Regions from separate parts of the Homo sapiens genome. Here all the other regions are linked to region 3. A link is a loop called in an ENCODE intact Hi-C map of the cell type or tissue named here. Cell type or tissue: sigmoid colon. All regions are shown on one strand. Links, peaks and the distances in the headings refer to the core of each region. The heading gives the core; the rest is flanking DNA.

Region 1 (7,177 bases), core at 1,362-6,361, 55 kb before region 3:
TAATTTTTTGTATTTTTAGTAGAGATGGGGTTTCACCATGTTGACCAGGCTGGTCTCAAACTCCTGACCTTGTGATCTGCCTGCCTTAGCCTCCCAAAGTGCTGGGATTACAGGCGTGAGCCACCATGCCTGACCAATTGCTGCTACTATTTAAAGATAAGAAATTTAAAGATAAGAAACTGTAGGTTTGGAAATGTTAAATAATTTTGCCCAGATTAACACAGGGAGTGAATGATTTTACAACCAGAAGAGTCAAGCTCATTTTGTAGTAGAGGACACTAAGGAATATAGGAGGCTGGCGTCTTGCTAGTCAATACCCAAGCTGACATGAAAACTTGGTACCCTGACTTTAATCACTAGACTGATTATTCTGTTGCTTATTCCATTCCTTGTGTGAAATTTACCCACAGTAGGATTACTCCTCAAATCCTATGGGGTGAATTCAGGAAGATACTTCAAGTTCAGGAGGATGCCTTGAAAGTAGTCTTTGGCTGGGAGCGGTGGCTCACACCTGTAATCCCAACATGTTGGGAGACCAAGGCAGGCGGATCATTTGAGTTCAGGAGTTTGCAACCAGCCTGGGTGACAATGAAACCCCATCTCTACTAAAAATATAAAAATTAGCCGAGCGTGGTGGCACATGCTTGCAGTCTCAGCCACTTGGGAGGCTGAGGTGGGAGGATCGCTTGAGCCTGGGAAGCAGAGGTTGCAGTGAACCTAGATTGCATCACTGCCCTCCAGCCTGGGCGACAGAGCAAAACCCTGTCTCAGAGAGAGAGAGAGAGAGAAAAGTAGCCTATGCTTTAGTAATCATGTTGCACAGAAATAGAGGCTTCCATTTCAGTATAAATCTGACAATTTGGTGGAGAGAAATGCTGCAAAATAACCCATGGCTTTATGTTTGTTATGAGATTTGCTTTTCTGTCTGCTTATTTTCTGTGTGTGTGTGTGTTTTTTTTTTTTTTTAATGCAGGAAAAGACTTGCAACAGCCTAGATCCAGCACTTGGTCGTTACGCAAGAAGCATCTGCATGGATCTTGTTTTTTGAAGTCCTCTTTCACAGGACTGCAGTTTGTAATTCCATTTCACTTCCAACAGGTCATTGGATGATTCCCTCCCTTTTTCTGTTAATCTCTGGAATCATCCAATCTATGGTGGTTAGTTTTCTTCTCAAGTAATTGTTTTGATTTGTTTTTCATTCTTCATTTAGTCTCACAGTAGTATCGCTTACATGTTACGTAAAAGTTCAAGTTCCCTTCATGTAACTGGATTCTTGTCAACTTTGCCTATTAAACCATCACTCTAAATATTTCCAATAATCACAGCTGTTGCGTGGCGTTTGAACACATTTCACATCAGCCATCATGGAAGCTTAGGCAATTAGTGTGAGAATATGGTCAATTTTGATTCAAAGAGGCCCTGTCAGGACAAAGGCTGGGGCTGTATTTCACAGAGCTTAAAGTAGCACACTCAGGTTTTTTTAAACTCTAAATATTACAGTCTCCCCAAAGCCAAAGTATCTTAAAGACTGAGTCTAGATATACTGTACAACTTAATATCCCATAAACATTTTTAAAATCATTTGTTTTAAAAGCCTTCCTTATTTCAATTTTTAGATTTTAATTTTATTTTTATGGATCAGTTGTACTATTTGTAAATGTAATCCCAGAGACTGAATTCTATACATCCACTAGAGCTTAAACTAGATGAGCTTCAGAGAGTATTTAGTCCAAGCTGCTTACTGTGAGAAGAGAGACCTAGGGAGAGAGAAGCCACCCACATTTATAATATGCCAGGTAGTGGCAGAAACTAAGTTAAAACCCAAGTCTCTTTATCTAGTCTGAAAATATTCCTAAAAAATGCCCTAGATCTTCTGAAAAGCATTTGTTTTTGTTACTGTTTTTTTGTTTGTTGGTTGGTTTTTTAGATATAGGGTCTTGCTCTGTCACCCAGGCTAGAGTGCAGTGGTGTGATCATGGCTCACTGCAGCCTCAAACTCCTGGGATTAAGCAATCCTCCCACCTCAGCCTCCAAGTAGCTGGAATTACAGGCACCTGCCACCACACCTGGCTACATTTTTAAAATTTTTTGTAGAGATGAAATCTCACTGTGTTGCCCAGGGTGGTCTCAAACTCCTGGGCTCGAGTGATTCTCCTGCCTCAGCCTTCTGAGTAGCTGGGGTTACAGGTGTGAGCCATCACACCCAGCCGAAAAGTATTTCTAGTAGTCAATATGTATTAGATTTCTGATAAGCAAACTCCCAATAACTAACACGATGGGACTTTCAAGGGAAATGATAGAGATTTCCACTGTTTCCATGTTTTGGGAGGCCGTGGGGAGGCCATGCTCAGATTGTGGTGTGGTCAGAAACGTGCCTGGGGGCCAGGCACAGTGGCTCATGCCTGTAATCCTAGCACTTGGGGAGGCCGAGGCAGGTAGATTGCCTGAGCTCAGGAGTTCAAGACCACGCTGGGCAACGTGGTGAAACCCCATCTCTACTAAAAAAATTCAAAAATTAGCCAAGTGTGATGGTAGGCACCTGTAGTCCCAGCTACTCGGGAGGCTAAGGCAGGAGAATTGCTTGAACCCAGAAGGTGGAGGTTGCAGTGAGCCGAGATTGCGCCACTGCACTCCATCCTAGGTGACAGAGTGAGACTCTGTCTCCAAAAAAAAAAATAATAATAATAATGCCCGGTTGGCAGGGGCCTACGTGGTGAAGAGGGAGGTCAGTATGGACACTCAAGGATTGTAGGTCTAAGTGAAAAATAGCATCTAAAGGGAGATGGCCCCATAGTTCTAAGCTTCTGGGTTAAATCTCACAGTCTGAAATTTAAGTAAAGGCAGGAATTCACAGTATGTTTGGTCAGCAAAGACTATTTGTCTAGGTCTTTAAAGAACTTTTATCTTTACTTAGATATCTATGGTATCTATGATTATTAGGTCAAGATTGTTGCTACTGCTGTTGTTGCTTTTACTTTTCATTTTGTTGTTTGTGGAATTATTTTCAAGGCCCTCATGTCATATCCATGCTGATAGTATATACTATTTTATCAATATTTATGTACTTTTTTGTCCAAGAGACAGGCGAGCAACAAGTACCTCTTGTTCCATCACTCCTTTCTTTCATGTATTCTACAATCAGAACAGGTCCTAGCACACAGGAGCAAATTTCAATGTATTCATTGCCTATCCCATTCTTGTCTATGATAGTACTATCATACTACAAAAGAAGCTATTGATCACTTAATTGTGTGATCAGAAACTGTGCCGTGTGCCTTATATACATTGTCTCATTTAGTCTTCACAACAGCGCTATGAGGTATTATTAGCCCCATTATACAGATGCCAAAACTGAGTTGTAGAGAAGCTCAGCAACCTGAAGCATAGCTCGTGATAGAGCTTAGAATTTAAACTCATGTCTATCTGACTCCAAAGCCCTGGTCCTTATATTATACTGCACTGCTTTTCTGAGTCGTATGTTTAACTTAGAATTATATACGCACACACACGGATGTGGTCAGCCAGCACAGACCAAGGCATATTAAGTAATGGTGAAGACAGACAATCAAAAGTCTACCGTGGAGAGTTAATGAGATATCAAAGGTGACCAGATTGCTTTGGAAAGCTTCAGAAAGCTGAGGTGGAATTGGTATTGACTGTCAGGGGTCTGACTCACAGAGCACAGCAGGTGCTTGGAGAGTGAACAAGAATTTTGTGGGTCTACACCAGGGACTGGAAAACTATTGGGCCCACAGATCCAATAGCCCTTTGCCTGTATTTGAAAATAAACTTTTATTGGAACACAGCCGCGCTCATTTGTTTATGTAATGTCTGTGACTGCTTCTGCACTGTAGCAGCGGAGTTCAGCAGTTGCAACAGAGACCATATAGCCTGCAAAGTCTAAACTATTTAGTATCTGGTCTTTACAGAAAATGTTTGCCAACTCCTGGTCTAGTCAGGGCCTTGAGCAACAAAGGTCTTGAAGTAGCTAAAATTGATCTAGATAAAAATTTTAAAAGACTTTGGCCTTCTGTTTTCTTGTGTGGGTCTTTCTTTTTCTTTCTGTTTTTCCAAAAGACATTAGAATTTGATCTCTTAGAAAATCCCCTGAATTCAAATGGAATAGACTCTATCAACCATCTTGGAAACTAACCGTGGCATAAAGTTACTTTGTCTGGTAGCAGTAATACAAAAACACTGGTGTTTTGCAAGCTGTCAAGCCATGTCATATATTTCTCTCAATTGACATATCTGGGTCCTTTCACGTGCATCTTCGTGATGTTAAAAGATATGTACCATATGTTTTGAAAAACCTTGGCTCACCTCGAGTCAAAAGCTTTGTTATTTAGAAAAGGCATCACCTCTTAAAGGTTTGAAAAGCATTGCCAATTCTTCTTTCCTGTATCTCTGTTAAAATAAATCCCTTAACTCCAAACTTCTCAGCTTTCATCAATGGCAGGCCTGATTCATGCATGATTTATAAATTAGGGCTATGGACCATTAAGATAGATTTCTCAGCTTTAGGTGGGGTATAATGGTGTTATATAGTGTGGTTTTGAATTTCTGAAGAAGCAAGATACATAGTAGTTGACAACCCAAGCCATTTTTATGTTCTATTTACCCTTATGGAAAGCTTCTTTTGTTTTTTAAGTGGGATTTTTTTCTTCGATTTTCTTTTCCTTTTGAAGCTTTGCCGTATTACAAATTTTTACTTCTAATTATGAGTAGTCAAGAGTTCTTAATGCCACCCTTACGCTATGGAAGTGGTAACTTTCATCTAAAGAACATCTTATTTCTGAAGACAGATAAGAAGGTTTTTCTTATAATGGCGCTAACAGAGAAAAACTGTTTGGAATCTCACCTGTTGCCACTGCCTTTGTATTCATTAACACTAAGACTGTGAAGTTTTGCAGATGCCAGGGCTCAGGAGTGATTATTCGCTCTTGTGAGGGAAGAAGCCTGTATATAACACTGCCTTAAGAGCACACTGTGCCTGAAGGAGGATTATATTTTATTGTTTGTGTTGCTCTCTTGACAGCTTTTCTTTGGAGCCTCCCATAGAAGAGAGACTGGGATTTAAAGGCTGATGCCAGAAAGCAAAAGCTAACGTGAAAAGAATCCAAGTCTCTGTCCAGTGTGTGAGAATCTGCAACGGTTCATGGACAAGGAATAAAACAATTAAGGCAATGTCAGGGTTATAATACAGAAGAACATATTTCAACCCATAAAATTTTGGTTTGAGGGAAAATGTGTGAGAGTTATTAGAGTTCTTGGAGGATGAGCTTGAGAAAAACTACTGGAAATACTAAGAGATTACTTTCTTCTTCTATCTCTTTTTCTTCCCTAAGACTTATAAAAGCAGAAAAATGCAAGATTCCAAGCTTGTCTGGACACAGCTCCCTGATACCATCCTATTTCATATGGCCCACGCTTAGATTTTCTAACTAGTTCTGACTCCTCTTAAGAGCACTCTTATGTGTCTACAAGACCTCCTCCCCATAGTGGACTCTCAGACCAAGAATCACTGGTTGTATTATAGAAGTCTTGCAACATATCCAATAATACAATAATGATCCTGACCTTCTCCTTTCTCAGTCTTAATAAATTCTGCTTTTAACGGAAGAAGCATTTTTGAGTTAAACATGTATATGTATTTTTTCAATTGTTTGAATTTTTAACTTTTTCTCCTTTAAACTAAAACCAAGAGAGGATTTTTAAGAACTGGTGGGCTGCTGGACTGGTGGGGAGGGAATGAACAAGTAAACCAACCTGACTGACCTGCTTTCGTTTTTCAAAGTATCCAGTAATATGATCATTTTGTAATAAATAGCTGAGTATTACACCCTTTGGGAAATTGTGGCTCTCTGTTTCTTTTCGTTGTGGCTACTTTGTTCAGGATGTGTAGGCAGTGCCATTGCAGCCAAAGAAACCTGATCAAATTTCCTTCCTTCCCATCTTATTTATATTCTTTGTGAAAAGCCCAAACAGTTGTTTTAAACAAGTCTGGCCACTCGTTAAAGTTTAAACTAGTAGTGAGATCCATCAGGAGTGAAGTGTTTCTGACACTCTCTGCTGCTCCTGGCCTAGGGTACTAAGAGTATTAGATGCCGGAAGCAGCCAATTTTGTAGTGTCTTTTAATACACAAAATTGTATTAACATCAATGTGGATACAGATGGATGCACTGCAATAAACTGTAACCACTTGAGAAAAGCCTTTATTGACTCTCAAGTAAATAATGCACATTTTAAAGGATCTAAATATGCATTTACATAATGTGCTATAATTTTTTATGGTGTCAACTACTCACACACACACATCCATAAGACATGTTTTTCTTCGTCAAAAATCTGGACTCATACCATTCTTCGTGCATTCCATTAGCATCATGCCAAATTCATAATGGTAGTTTTTTTCTATAAAGCCTGATCTGGCCACCTCAAAATATAGTTGATGAATTTTACTCTTTAATTGATTTAACCCCAGTGGCTCTTTCTAAAATGATTTGAGACAAATAAAAACTTAGGTACAGTAAAAACATCCAAGATGAAGAGAGAAAACAAGAAATAGGAGAGAAGAGAAACAAAGTTAGGCAGGCATTGATGACATCTTAATTCTGAGTTTCAGTGGGTTTCATTGTCTGGTAGAAGAGGAATAGCAGGTTATCTAGAGAAATAGCATCTATTTAATAATAACTAGAGCTTTGTGATGTCAGTAACGTAACTATTTTCTGTTTGAAGAAATGAAGGTTCAGGATCTCGAATGATTTCTCTCCAGTTGCACAGTGAACTGATGACTGAACCAGAAAGTCCAAAGCATGAGAAAGTAAGGGTTGCAAAGGATGACCCTTTAAAATGCAGACTCAGCAATTGCCCAATTTGAAACTACAGGCTAAATGATTTCCTGGTATTAATTAAGAATTAATTGATTCTTATAAATCAGTCATTGTAGAATTAATTCCATATAGTACCATATGTTCTTGTGTTTGTGTTAAACTCTGTTCCACAAGGAAATGGTGAATAAATTGTTTTTAGTAAAATAAAAAACGAAGGTCTAAATTTAAGTTGCTAATGATTGTCTTTTACGTATTTAACAACAACAAAATGAGGGAAAGGATGTTTATAACAGTTAATGAGGAGATGACAGGGTGCTTTTGAGTTATTTCTTCTATCTCATTT
Region 2 (7,177 bases), core at 1,094-6,093, 400 kb after region 3:
ATAAAAATACATATCTGTGGAATGAAGCTGAAAGCCTAGTTCTGTAGTGACATGTGGTACAGCATTGAACTTGTTGGTTGGTAGATTGTTTCTTTTCACTTGTAGAGTACTTTCTATTTCAGAGTTGATTGAAGTTGTTTTGCTAGTCCTTCCTTGGAATCATTTCATCCTTGTGAAGGACCTCTGTAATACAGCTGTAGAGCAGGTATTTTGGTGTGGTGAACTATACAACACAGCCTAGAACTTTAATAACATACCATTAAGACTATATAAATTAGGTCAGGCATAGTGGCTCATGCCTGTAATCCCAGTACTTTGGGAGGCTGAGGTGGGAGGATCCCTTAGCCCAGAAGTTTGAGATCTGCTGAGCAACACAGGGAGACCACATCTCTACAAAAATTAAAAACGATTTAGCTGAATGTGGTGTACACTTGTGGTCCCAGCTACTCAGGAGGCTGAGGTGGGAGGAGCACTTAAGCCCAGGAGGTCGAGACTGCAGTGAGCCGTGATTGTGCCACTGCACTCAAGCCTGGGCGACAGAGTGAGACCCTGTCTCAAAAAAGAAAAAAGAGACTCTATGAGTTAACCATATTTCCTCTCATGAGTTTAGTTGACCAACTTTATATGTAATACACTCAGTTGACAGTAAGAGTCAAAATTATCAAAGGAAATAAACTATGATCCATCTCTTTGCCATCCTGCTGTGTGGTCTTTAAATTCCTATCCTGTTATTTGATGTCTTTAAAAGTTTGAGTGTTACATACAGAATAAATTTTTTAAAAACAAACAAACCCAAAAGATATTCTTCATTTTGAATGTAGTTAAGTCTTTGTTACACCTTGTGTTTCTTTATTGGGGTAATACTGCTAAGCATATAAATGTTAAATATTAGAACAATTCTTGGTATATATCTCCTGTTCTTATTTCCTAAATGCCTCTTATTGATGCATTTGCCAGTTTATTACCTATGACACTTTTCTTGTTGATTCCTTCTGTCTCCTCTTTATGTCACATTCTCTACTTCGTGTCTTTTCACTGAGTTTGCCATGGTAGCTTGGATTTGTCATCTAGGTTTTAGAGCAATTTCACAGCTAGAGCTCTCCACATCTTCGAGTTGATGTCTCTGTCTGTGACAGAGCCTGTTTCCGCTGAACCACCTCTCCGCTCTAGGTGATGCTCTTGCACTCTCCCTTAGCTTATGTGAAATCTGGTCTCTTTGATCTTTGGGAATGTACACAAATATTCATATAATACATTTTATAGACACATCAGAAACTTTGAATCCCATCCATTTGGGCATAATGATTATCACATGTTTGAATCTGTTCATGTAACAGTCTTCTTACGCCCACCAAATGAATGGATTCTTGAGAAAGTAACTGTACATTGAAATTTGGCAAACAAATGCATGTTTTACCTGTACATGCAGGCATGCTGCACATTCTGTACCCTCTAACTTTTCATCTGCTAGGTACTGAAACATGAACCTCTGGTGGCCAAGTGCAATATTTAGGGGATTCAGTTTTATACACTTTGGTAAGATGATAAAAATATCTTCTAACATATTTGTCTTCTTTCAACATTTCATTCATTTAGCAAATACTTAAGTTAGAGAAGCAGCATTGCTTAGTGTGGCTAAAAGCACAAACTCTGGGAATTGACTGGCTGGCTTAATTTCTGGCTCTGCCATTTACCAGCCATGTGCTTTGGTTAAGTTATTTAATTTTTCTCAATTTCCTCACCAGGAAAGTGGGGATAATGTTGGTACATACCTACCTCATGATGGTGTGAGAATTAAATGGGTTCAAATAAATAAGATTCTGAGAACAGTGCCTGGTATGGCAAGAGCTTAGTAAGTGTTACCAGCTGTTGTTGTTATTCCTATATGATGGGATGTGGCTTTTGCTTTTGGTGTACTTGCCGTCCAGTGGGAAGACGCAAACTAAATAGATAGTCATTCAACATTTTAACTACTCTTCAGTGCCTTCTCCATGACAAGCATTGTAGTAGGCCCTGAAAATCAAGCAAAAACTAAGCAAACACATTCTTGGTCTCATAAAGCTTACTTTTAGTAGGAAGTAATTTAAAGGAAATAATTTACAATAATTTCAGTAAAATGTAAAAAGTATTTTAATGAAGAAAATGCAACAAGCTGTGGATACATCTAACAGGAAGACCAAACTAATTCTAGAAGGTCAAATAGTAAAGGAAATATATTATGATAAATGCTGTAATTGAAGGTCTTTTTTGGTTTAGGGATATCACAGAGTAGGAAGTGCTTGGGTCTTCAGGGAGTAAGGGAATGCTTCTCATTGGAGGAGACACTTGAGCTGACTCTGGGGCAAACTCTAGACAAGTGGCAGTGGGTCAGGGAGGGCGTTCGTGGCTGAGGGGATGGTTTGCATTAAGCCACGCAGCATGACAAGGCCTTTCACAATACCTGGGATAAAGTGTTGGGCAAACGGGAGCAGGCAGTGATATGTATGGGGAAAGTGAGAGACGAGACAGAACTGCAGTTCTGAAGGATTTTCCTTCCACGAAGAATAAAGGAGTTAGGACTTTATCTTGAAGGCAGTAGGTATCCCTGAAGTACTGTAAGCAGAGGAGGAATTATGATCACCTTTTTATTTTTAAAGATGGTTCTATTATCTCTCTAGAAAATTGACTCATGGGGGCAAGATTAGAGACAGGTAGACTTATCAGGAAACTGTAGCAGCTGCTCAGAAGTAACGAGAAGCTGAACCAAGGCTGTGGCAGTGGAAATGGAAAGGAAGAATCAGAAGAGATAAAAGGCTGAGATAAAAAGAACTGACATGCCTTAGTGAGCAACTCAATGGAGGGGTGAGGGGGAGAAGGGAATGCTTGAGTATATGCTGATGCCACTCAGAGGATATAGGGAGGCCAAGGCGGGAGGATCACTTGAGGCCAGGAGTTCGAGACCAGCCTAGCCAATATGGCAAAACCCCATCTCTACTAAAAATAGAAAAATTAGCTGGGAGTGACGGCACACACCTGTAACATCAGCTACTCAGGTGGCTGAGGCATGAGAATCCAGCCTGGGTGACAGAGAGGGATTCTGTCTTAAAAAAAAAAAAAAAAAAAAAAGAGGTGTAGGGTACAACTTTCAGAAATAAATGGGCTGAACCAAACATATGGTACACTGTTACAGTGTGTATAATAATATAAGCCTTTTGAATAAAGAGGAAAAAAATTCCTTCAGAAGAGAATGGCTCCCATAGTACATGTTTCTCATGTTCTATGATTGGTCTCTGGTGCCCTCTATTGGCTATTTAGTCTAAAGCGGCATCTTGATTCTTAAACACAATGTTCCTTGCAGTGTTATTTACCAAAAGAAGAAATATTAGAGATTTTACAATTATGATGAAAGGTGATAAAAACTGATGGGGATTTTGTTTTTAGTAGGAAGACAGTTAAAATAATTTCAGCAAGGTGCCATCAGGGGTGTGCACATTGGCAGCACATGTACTAAAATTGGAATGATACAGAGATCAGCACGACCCTTGTGCAAGAATAACATGCACATTTGTGAAGCGCTTCATATATTTATCTATGTAAATATGCCTGGGGGCCTGGGGGTTGGGTAAGGGTTTTGAGAAGTGTCTCTATAACATTTGTTTGCTATAACATGCACATAATATCATAGATTGTATTTTCAGAAAATGGACCTTTCTGATGAGAAGCAGCCTGAGTCAGGCTGGTGTTTGAGCATTTTTATGCAGCAAAGCCTCAAGAATAGCAGCCACCTCAGTAGGCAGTAGCAGCTGCTGTTTTTCCATAGGGTGGCTGCTGCATGTGATGTAAAGGAAATGAAAGGAAATGACTGTTACTCATTAAAGCGATTTCATTCAGCTACGTGGGAAATCACAGGCAGAAAAGTCATCATAAAAAATGAAGCAGTGATTATACATAATGGGGCATCTTCAGAGGTAGCTAGTTTGTCCCCTCCCTGCCCCCCAAATGACAAAGAAGCTGCCTTTGGGTTCTGTCGTCCAGGAAAAGGGGTGGTAGATTGGATTTAGTGTTTAGCATAACTAGTGGTCTAAACCTGAATACATTTTAGTAAGAAAGCATTCCTGTCACTAGTTTGAGGTCTAAAGAAGGCCTCACTTTGTGTAAATTAGTGCTCACAATGACTTTTCTGGCAATAAGGAAAATATATTCACCTTTCAAGGGTAGAAGTCTATTTCCATTTCCTTCTGGTGAATCGTCCTTTAGAATGTTCCTAAATTATCAATTCAGTGGGTTGCATTTTGAAAACCTCCTCACCTATTTGGGTTAAAAATAATATTTTTAAATTTTGGTGTTATCTGAAACTGCAGAGATTGTTCACAAACAACTTGGTGCAACCATTTATTTGCTTTTGGTATATTTTGCTGTTGCAGTTTTCTCTAAGGAAGTGTAGAAATTATTAATATGAAGTAATGTTAGCTGCTGGGCAGTTCATGAGAGGAATAAGCTATTATGTAGTCTCCCTTCTCCCCCCAATAAAAAAGCCTTTCATCAAAAACTGACATCCTAAATGAAGGAAATAATTGTACAGCTTATTTATTAGTGTGTCAAACTTAAAATGTAATGGTTTCATATTTCAGGATGAAAAGTGTGTTGTGATTCATGGTTGCCAGTGACAAAATAGACAGCTCTTTTATATTACCACGTCGATTGCCTGCTGATATGCCACTGTACTTTTTGGTTCTCTTCTGTTCTCTTCCTATGCAATAGCTCCCTCTACTTGAAAATACTGGTGTAATTATAGTTTAACACTACTTTATTAGTGAGTTCCCTGGGCTCTTTTTTACTTTTAATCCTCTTCATAAATATGTGGTGTTATATTACATCAGAGCCTGTAAGAAAATTTTGAAGAGTCTCTTGACTCGGGGGTAGAAAGGCAGGGTTAGTTGCAAAAAGCAAGATAAGTTACATTTGAAGGCATTCTTCAAGGAATTAGCTGTGTAGCCTTTGTTGATTTAAATATGGTATATTTGGTTAAAATTCCATGCAGTACTTTGAAAATGAACCCTGATGTTTGAAACACAGAGGCATAGAAAACTGGATCAGAAAACTTCAAAAGAATCATCAGCCACTTCAAACAGACATAGCCGGGAACTTGGCAAGTTCTTACTTTGCTAATTCCAAAGTTTTGTAATTCCCACAGAAAACCTAGCAGTTTTTCTCTACTTTCTCTGGAAGGTTTTAAGAGAGGCTAGAGTAGTAGAATCTCAGGTTACAATATGTTGCCTTGTGGAACAGCATGTGCATAATGAAACAATGGGAGAAGCATAGAGAAACCAACGTGAATGCTGCTGTGATTGGGATGTCATTTTTTCTCTCCCTTGCTAAGTTAGAAGTTCAGTAATAGTGCCATACACCTCCACCATTAAGACAAATTAAGAGACTCTGCTCAATCATAAGATGGCCATATGAATATTTCTTTCTTCTCAATTTACAACTCTTTGTTTCCCGTTTCTTCTGACCATTAATGATGCAGAGCAAGCTGCAGAGTGAGGTGGTCAAGAGTAAGGACTTAAGAGCCAGGCTGCCTGGTTGGATTCTGGCTATGCCACATATACGCTGGGTGATATTGGCTAGTTTCCTTAACTTTCTGAGCCTCGGTTTCGTCATCTGTAAAACACAGACAATAAATTTGCCTACATCCTGGAGATGTAAGGATTAGATAAGTTAGTGATTGTCAAGCCCAACATATAGTAAGTGCTATATATCAGTTGGTTAAATAAATTAAAAAACAGTAGTGGAGATATAAATTGGTTTTCATTAACCAGATGTATTGAATGTCAATGTTGTCCTCGGTGTTTAATATCAAGAAATATGGGGCTCTCCCAACGGGTGAAAGATCTGTATGTTGCTTTTGTTCATAAATTCATATTTAAGTGTGTATTGGAATAGTTGTGACCTAAGGGTACTATATCATAATTTTAGGTCACATTATTTATAAATATACTTTTTAAAATACAGTGGAATCGTCCATGGTTTCCATGTCTTTTCTGGATTTGTGTGGTTTTATAGGAGGATTCTGTACTACTGGTGAAGGTATAAGAACGGAGTATCATTTCCCATTTTATATTTATGATTACGTTCATGCTTTTCTTGGAGCTTACTTACGGCTCTAGAGGAGTAACAGACAGGCTTATCTTTGGTCCATCATATGACTGTGCTTGAGAATGTCAGAGAATCTTGCCCAGCTGTTCCCAGACCTCGTATGGTCCAGCCAAATATCAATCACCAAAAATTTTAACAGGAAATCTATATATTTTGGGCACTCAGACATGCCACTGAAATTGTTAAGATTATATTTTCACCTTGATACAACCTGATATTTGCGTGATGTTTTATTTATTTATTTTTTGGGACAGGGTCTTGGTCTGTCACCACAGCTCTGCAGTGAGCTCTGAACCACAGCTCACTGCAGCCTTGACTTCCTGGGCTGAAGCAATCCTTCCACCTCAGCACCCCCTGCTCCACCTCCCTGGTAGTTCGGACTACAAACACACACTACCACACCTGGCTAATTTTTGTATATTTTGCGGAGATGGGATTTCGTCATGTTGTCCAGGCTGGTCTTGAATCCTGGGCTCAAGCAATCCTCCTGCCTTGGCCTCCCAAAGTGCTGGGATTACAGGCATGAGCCACTGCACCTGGCCTTTTAATTTTTTTAATTACAAAAACTTTTTCTAGCAAGGTCTTGCTATATTGCCTAGGCTAATCTCAAACTCTTGAGCTCAAGCAGTCCTCCCACCTCAGCCTCCCAAGAAGCTGGAATTATACAGAGGTGTACAACCATACTTGGCTTAGAGTGAGATTTTAATTTATTTTTACCTGTTTAGAAGATTATCACCAGAGTGCCAGACACATGAAGTAAGTGGTCAAATAAGATTCATCAGTCAACTCAAGCTGTCCTAAGGCTGCATATTTATTTTCAGTGCATGGACTCATCCTTCTTCTTTGCTCGATTCACAGGACCCTTTAGATCCTACAAGATCAGTGATTGTGATCCGCTCCCTGGTAGCAGATGGTGTAGCAGAAAGAAGTGGGGGACTATTACCTGGAGACCGCCTGGTCTCAGTCAATGAATACTGTTTGGACAACACCTCACTTGCTGAAGCTGTGGAAATATTGAAAGCTGTGCCACCAGGCCTAGTAC
Region 3 (7,177 bases), core at 1,397-6,396:
ACTCTCCCGTCGGAACTGCCTGGAGTGGCTTGTGGAGACTTGTGTCCCTCGAGGGAGAGTGTCTGTCATTTGGGGAGACATGGTCATGTGGCACGAGCATGCTAGAAGTCATCCATCCAGATGCCTTGCTTTGCCCTCATTGGGGTGACTGACACCAGGCTTTGGTAACCTCGGATACAGCTTGTTCTTCCTTCCCTCCTTTATTTATTTAACAGTATTTATTACATGCCCACCCTGGCATCCCTTAGATAGCCAGCTTGCCTGGGATGAAAACAGGTAATTAAAGTTTAGCAACTGTGACAGAGGAGAATCCTGAGGGTAAAGGCCCCAAGAAAGACCCCTCTGAAGAAGGGACATCTAATCTTAGAACCCAAGGACTAGTAAGCATTAGCAAAGCCAAGGAGTGGGACAGCCTGTGCCCAGGCCTGGCAGGGAGAAAGCATTTGGCTTTGGGGGATCCGGAAGAAGTTTAAGGCAACAAAAGTGTTGAGGACAAGTGGTGAAAAGATAAGGCCACAAAGGTGCCGGGGCCAATCCCGGCCCATTACGGTTTTAATAGTTTTCTGTACAATAAACAAGTCTTGGTTCGGAGTTACTGAAAACAGACTTTCTTTAATTAAGAAAATAAAATCAGGCAAGAAAAATGATTACAGAGATCAAAGCCCAAGGCTGGCAGTACCAGTAACTAACACCTGTGTACAGCATGACACCCTTTTCAGAAGAAACCAGTGTAAATCACTGCTGCCTCTCATGAATACAGACTGGTCCTCACAAGACTCTGAGGGTCCCAGGACAGGGACTGGCTTGCTTGAAGTCACACTGCTGGTCAGTGGAAAAAGTGACACCAATCCTGAGTCCTTTGGACACTGGATACTGGGCATCGTTCATTGCCAGAAGTTTATAAAATCCTATTGGGAGAAAAGCAGGCTATCTGGTATCATGAAGGGTCTAGAATCTAGCCACTGCTTCCTGATAGACAAGAAAGTCCTACAGGGCAGGGACTATATTTTACTCATTATATCCCCAGAGCCAGCATACATAGCACCTAGCACATAGAAGGCCCTTAGTGCTTGTTGGATGAGTGAATAAATGCTCCCAAATGGTTTATGCGAATGTGAGAAACTCAGAGTCCACTGAGAGACCTCATCCATTTCTATCATATTGAGATGGGCAGAAGAGACTACTGGGCTTTTGGCTGATTTGCCAAGGACAACTCATTTGGGCTAAACAGTAGGCTTTAGTCCATCCACAGAAGTGCGGGAAGCCAAAAATGACCCACTGGAGTAGTGTGAAGTAGTAGTGCAAAGCTAACACCTCCCCAAGAGAGAATGCACAACAGCGACAGCAGCTCCTGGAGTCTTGGCTTATTGGTTGGCTGAGTCCTCTTTGGGGGCTGATGAGGAGCTGGGCCTGCAGGGTGCGGGGAGGCCAGCCTGTGTTTGCACATTTCCGTTTTATGTGTGTGAATGTCCTCAAATAACCCACCTTGCCTGCAGAAGAAAGCCAAGTGTCACACCCAGTTCTGGATTCCACATTAACAACCTCCTTCCGCAGTGTTAAACTTTGCCCTTGTTGAGGCCTTTTGTTTAAGTTTTTAATCTGAAAAACAGATTCTGCTGCATCACAGTCCACTCTGCCCTCTGCCCCTGCCACCCCAGCACTCTCTGCTCCTTTTAGGGGTTAAAGTAAAATACAAAATACAAAAAATGTTTCTCAGACATTTTTCTTTTTCCTCTAGAATGTGCATCCTGCCCTCTTAGTAAAAAGAGGATGTAAAAAGCCTTTTAAAAAGTTGTTGCACACATTAGAGCATTTGTTGCTAACGCAGGGGTTGAGGCCATGGCCCGCATCAGCTGTGTCTTCAGCAGCCCCATGACCACATTTTGGAAGACGGCCCCTGTGTTCTGATTGCTCTCTGTGAGGCGTACGAAATGGAAGAGATTGGCACCGTCAGAGGTACCTTCTGCCATTTCAGGCTTCCTGTTTAGGATGCAGTCGGATAGATATTGTTTATGGTTCATAAAACCTGACTACTGTGAGTATTCCAGAATCCCAGCGGAATGGGATTCGAACTTTCATGGAGCTGTAAATTAACGGGCGGCAAGTGTGATAAAACTCCTTAGAGAACTGTGAGGGGAAAAAGTCGTGCTGCAATGGTTAAATGAAATTTTATAAGCACATTCAGTGTGGAGCTGTTTTGCATTACATGAGTTGAATACCTTAGAGACGCCACATCTGCAGGCACTTTATTAAATCCTTAGTCAGCACTTTTCCAACCTGATGAGATTACTTCTTCATTTGACTGGAGAAAAGGAAAGCTGAGCTCTTGTCCTGGACTGCAGATTTCTTTTGATGTTTCACCTTGAACATTGAAAGAGGACAGTCACCCCACTTCCCTCCCCACTCCCGCTCAGCACATCCCAAACTCTAGACATTGTGAATGTTACCGACTAATTTTACGTAACTGGAGCCTTGGTGGGAGTGTGGATTTGTGGACCTCCACAACAACTATAGCTGAAAGTTTCTGAGGAAAAAATAGATCAAAGCTCTGTGTTTACTTAATGTAAATGTATCAAGATAACATCATCCTATATTGCATTGTAATAATGCCACTCACTGCACATAGGGAGGGAGATTCCTTTGTAGTCCATTTGGATACAGTAGGGTAGATTAAGGGGCTATAAAGTACGAAGGCAGAAAGCATATGAAACCTAAGCTTATGTCACTAAATGTCTGAGGATAGTTTTTGTTTAATGTGTTACCATTTTCCCAGTGATTTGCTGCTCAACCCCAACGATCGAATAAGCTCAGATTTCTTTTATGTTTTTCCTATATGACCCAAGAAGAAAATATGCAGAATCATTCTTCAATTAATGTTCTAAAACTTGTACTGCTTGCATAATAGAAATTATAAGAAAATATCACAAGAGAAAAGTAGGCTTTTACAAACATTATATTGTCCATCTGGTGTTACTAGCAGCTCATGGAAGTTTCTAGGAATTGACTGGCTTACACATGTGTGACTGTCACACTCATCCCAATGGGATTATGAGTGTCTTTACAAACTGATTAGGAGAAAATTCAGGGAGATGTATGAATTATTATTATTATTATTATTATTATTAGAACTATCTGCCATCTCTGCAAATAAATGATTTAATCAGAGACTTCAAAAAAGAAAAATTCCCTGTGTGGTTCCCCTAACCAACTTCCTGTTCTGGAAAACCTTGGTCAAGTAGCTGGGTTAATTGTCATGAAGATTAGTGTGATGTTGAAATAAGTACTAATGGTCAAATTATAGGAGTGAACAAGTTTAAGAATAGGTTTTGGTTTGGGCCTGAAAGGGTTAATTAAGGTTTTTTCACGGGTTATTAAAGACCCCCAACCTCTGCCTTCAGGAGTCATATTGACACCCCACCACAGGGCAGCTCAGCCCCTCTGTTGACATGTTGCTGGTCAGAGCACAATAGCCTTCTGTGTCTGCAAATCATTGCTAAAATCATCTCAAGGAAAAAAAAGTTTGAAAGCTTTAACGTTAGACAAAAGCCCAAGAGTTGCAGCGTGCAGCCCAAAAACCTGGAGTCAGCAACTTCTATTGATTAAAAACTAACCTTTAAAGTAACTCTGAGAGTGTGTGGTTAGCATTTAAATTTAAACATGTCATGAGTTGATTTGTGTTACTGAATACCAACTCAGAAGGAGTAACATTCACATCGCATTTTTTTTTTCTAATTCCCTTAAGCAGCTAAAGTATTTCATGAAATGTCAATAGGGCAAAAAGAAAAAGAGGTGGGGGGCTGATGCTGGGCCTTGTAGTTTTCTTTCCCATGCAAATATCCACCCCCCAAAAGAAAAGTGTGCAGAGTGAAACACAATAATTAGTCCTTTGTCTAACTTTCCCAAGTGCCAGAGAAAGACAGATTAATTAAATATACAACAATGTTGGTTTTTGGAGTGGGGGTCTTGCTTGCTGTGTAGGTCATAAATTAGGCAGAATAAATACTTCAATGTGTTTGCAGTGGGCCTGCTACGTCAGAACCACTGGAAGGTTGGTGGGAGGAGAGCAGAGGGTTTCTTGCTAATGATAGTCACGTCTGGGTCTGTCTGGTTGCTCTTAGCAACCAGACATGATGTAACACCAGGATGAACTTGAACTTGGGGGACTTGAAAAGAGAACAATAGACCAGAGCAATCAATAAAGCCTATTTCAGTGAAGGATTACAGAGCTGCTCTGGGGTAACCTTGTCGGCAAGGCACATACTGAATAGTAAGATGTGTGAAGAAACTTTTTTTTTTTTTTTTTTTTTTTTGCTTTGCTTTTTAAGAGAAGTGCAGAGGCACTGCAGATTTTTGTAGTGCCCTGAGGTCTCGTCCAGAAACTGTGGTGTGGAGAACTGCTCCCCCTGCTGACTCACTGGGTGCCAGGCCTTTGCTTCAAGAACTACCTTAGTGTCAGATTGAAGAAGTCTGGAATTTCACAACCGACTTAGAAAGTGTGAAAACAGAAATAGTAAGCATTATTCCCCGCACCCAAAGTTTGAACCTGTTTTGTAGAAGGGAGGAAGCGGCTCTAACGTGGATGAGAGTCAGCTGTTAGGTAGAGGCCTACTAGAAACACAGTTTGGGGTTTGCTTTCTCTCTCCTTTCTCTCCCCCTCTTCTTTCTTTTGTCCAGCTAGATTTAGGCCATGTGTATTTGCCAGGCTGATTTCCTTTCAGGACACAAGAGGCTTTATTGTGTTCCTCAAAGCATGTGGTCAAAGAATAACATCTGAAAGTCTACAGGATGCGTAGTTTTTCGGTCTGGGCTTAAGTTTTTTAAACTCCTCTGGAAATCAAAGGTGGCTTGTGTGACTAGGAAATCTTATACCAAACTCCATGTAGCTATCACTTAGCCATTCATCCCTGGGGACCAAATGAGTCCTTACATTACCTAATGGAATCTCTTCCACAGGGATGATCCTTCACCTGCCTGAAGCAACCCAATTAGAACCCTTTCTGATACCGTCAACTTAAAGAATTCAGAAGCATTGGTTTTTGTTAGGCCTTGGTAATTTTTCTGTAAATAATGATAAATGTAGTGAATTTGTCAAGGTATCTCTAGAGAAAAGTCGGCAAAAGCCACATACTTTTTTATTTCACTGGAGAAACTAACTCTGATGTTAGTCCATAATTGCTCATTCTGTCTAGCTAACAGAAAAAGAAATGCCAGCAGATAAAGTGATATATGACCAGACAATTGCTCAAAGCTAACCACCTAAGGATTTACGAAAGGAAAAGGTAACCAGTAACTGGGCCTGGCAGGCACACAGAAGGCTCTAAATAAATGCTGCATGGACGCAAGCATGAATGAAGGGTACGCAGTGGCCTCATTTTTCCTTTGGACAATGTGGTACTTAATAGAGTAAAATCTTGATCCTACTTAGTTATTATGTTTCATGTTTGAAAATACCATTTTAGATATATTGGGCTGAAAGGAGCATCTTCCCTCATAAAATCCTACATATGTAAGGAAGGAAAAATACTGTGACTTGCTCAAAATCACCCAGGAAGACTGGGTCCAGCACTTTTTCCACCTTACCTCCACTTATTCTTGTGTCGCTATTGACCATCTGGGCCTGTTAGGAGAGTGTCACAATCATGGCTTCAGTGCCTGCACCTCATTTGAAAGGAGATGTTGAAAATCATCAGAGTAGCCATTCATTGCCACATGAAACCCCTCCCTTTACCCATTCTCCATTCATTCAACTCTTCTTCATTAAGAACGTTCTGTATTCCAGGCACTGGGCTAGGCACTGAGGATTGAATGATAAACAAGATGGTCAAGTTTCCTGCCCTCCTATAACTGCCCCCATCAGTTAACAAAACCCTTATTTGTATTTCAAGTGAACAGAAATACCTCATTCTGTAAGATATACTCAGAATGTTGGAAAACCCCAATGAAGACAATGAATTATAATTTCAGAAGAATAAGATCAGTTTCAGTGTCACAGGATTTTTTATTGTCTGTCGTGCCTTTACTTTTCCCAGCGAATCCCTCCCGCATCCCTAACGTAGATCCTGATTTCGTGGTTGAAAAGGCAACTTCTAAAACACACGTTTTTACAAATTGTGATTTTAATTGTATTTTTCCTTTTGTCTTCCAGTCCTGGTACCTGGGATAAAAGTTGCAGCGTCCCACCATCCACCAGACAGACCACCTGACCCCTTCTCAACTCTGTAACATGGACGCAACCTCAACCCAGCGCAGTTACAACTTCACTATCAGCGGAAGGGGAGAAAAACCGATTCAAATCAACTTGTACATGGAAACAGCAAGCATTATGGTCAAACAGCAAAGGCCATAACCTTTTGGGATTTTTTTTTTTTTAAAATACTTTAGGGACTGTTGTAATTTCTCATATGGTGCTGGAAATGGTTGGGCTTTGTAACATTTGAAGTGTTTCCATGGTAGCGTGAGCATTAGGTGACGTGGCTAGCGGAGGACTACCCTTGCTCACTGACTTCCTGTTGTAACACACTTTCCTTACGGAGCCTGGCTGTTTCACAGTATTTCATGAATTTACCCACACAGGTGTGATCCTCCTTGAGCATTGAGGAGGCACATGGAGAACTAAATCTTTTGTAGTAGCTGAGATCTGCAATATATAACGGGACAGTCAAAGGGCAATGTTTTTCTGTAACATATTGGAAAAAGAAAATGCAGTTATATTCCTTTTTTATTTGTTCCTTTAGTTTGTTTTGGTTCAGCAGTCAGCAGTTAAGTATATAACATGGCCCGCAAGGACAATGAATCCACTCACATTGCAGAACAATTCCGAAAATGGCAAACTACTACTACTACTGTTCAGTTTTTTAAAAGTTTTGAAATGCTGCACTTACATTTAAAAAAACAACAACAACATTTTTTCAACAATTTCAACAATGACACAAAAATTCACATGGAAATGGGGAAGATGGTCTGTTTTGACAGAAACTGACAGGAATCAATCAAAACAATCGAATTTTGAATTGAGTAAAGTGCAATTTCATTGGATAGCTAAATATCTTTGTAAGATAGAGATTGTTGAAAATTCTATTTTTGTTTTTCTAGTCCTTTCACCCCAGGACTCTAAATTATTGGGGTAAAAAACAGCCTTGCAAGAAAAAGGGGAGCTATTTTTGCTTTTTATGTTTTT

What was found. Hi-C counts contacts between places; a loop is a spot of excess contacts. Peaks named below come from ENCODE experiments on the same cell type or tissue, not always from the same donor. Only the 100,000 strongest peaks of a DNase experiment are listed, where the experiment ranks them.
Region 1: a loop joins it to region 3, with 2.6 times the contacts of the local background. A loop is called at or near these places in 7 of 110 quality-filtered maps.
Region 2: a loop joins it to region 3, with 3 times the contacts of the local background. A loop is called at or near these places in 31 of 110 quality-filtered maps.

Annotation. Positions count from the first base shown.
Region 1 is chr1:61,394,338-61,401,514 of GRCh38, forward strand. The region is part of intron 7 of NFIA (nuclear factor I A); the gene reads left to right. Among named protein-coding and RNA genes, the nearest start is that of NFIA-AS1, 140 kb to the left of the region's middle. In sigmoid colon, for the core only: no CTCF peak of the experiment used is centred there; a DNase peak (open chromatin) is centred at 3,835.
Region 2 is chr1:61,849,037-61,856,213 of GRCh38, forward strand. PATJ (PATJ crumbs cell polarity complex component) reads left to right here. Exons shown (of 44, transcript NM_001350145.3): 18 at 6,994-7,177. It also overlaps the pseudogene RNU6-1177P. Among named protein-coding and RNA genes, the nearest start is that of MIR12132, 6.6 kb to the left of the region's middle. In sigmoid colon, for the core only: a CTCF peak has its summit at 3,308 (motif pointing left); no DNase peak of the experiment used is centred there.
Region 3 is chr1:61,449,158-61,456,334 of GRCh38, forward strand. It overlaps NFIA (nuclear factor I A), which reads left to right. Exons shown (of 11, transcript NM_001134673.4): 11 at 6,146-7,177. The coding sequence ends at 6,163. Among named protein-coding and RNA genes, the nearest start is that of NFIA-AS1, 200 kb to the left of the region's middle. RefSeq lists an enhancer at 2,966-5,361. In sigmoid colon, for the core only: CTCF peaks have their summits at 4,440 (motif pointing left) and 4,643; DNase peaks (open chromatin) are centred at 1,434 and 4,404; H3K27ac peaks cover 1,788 bases.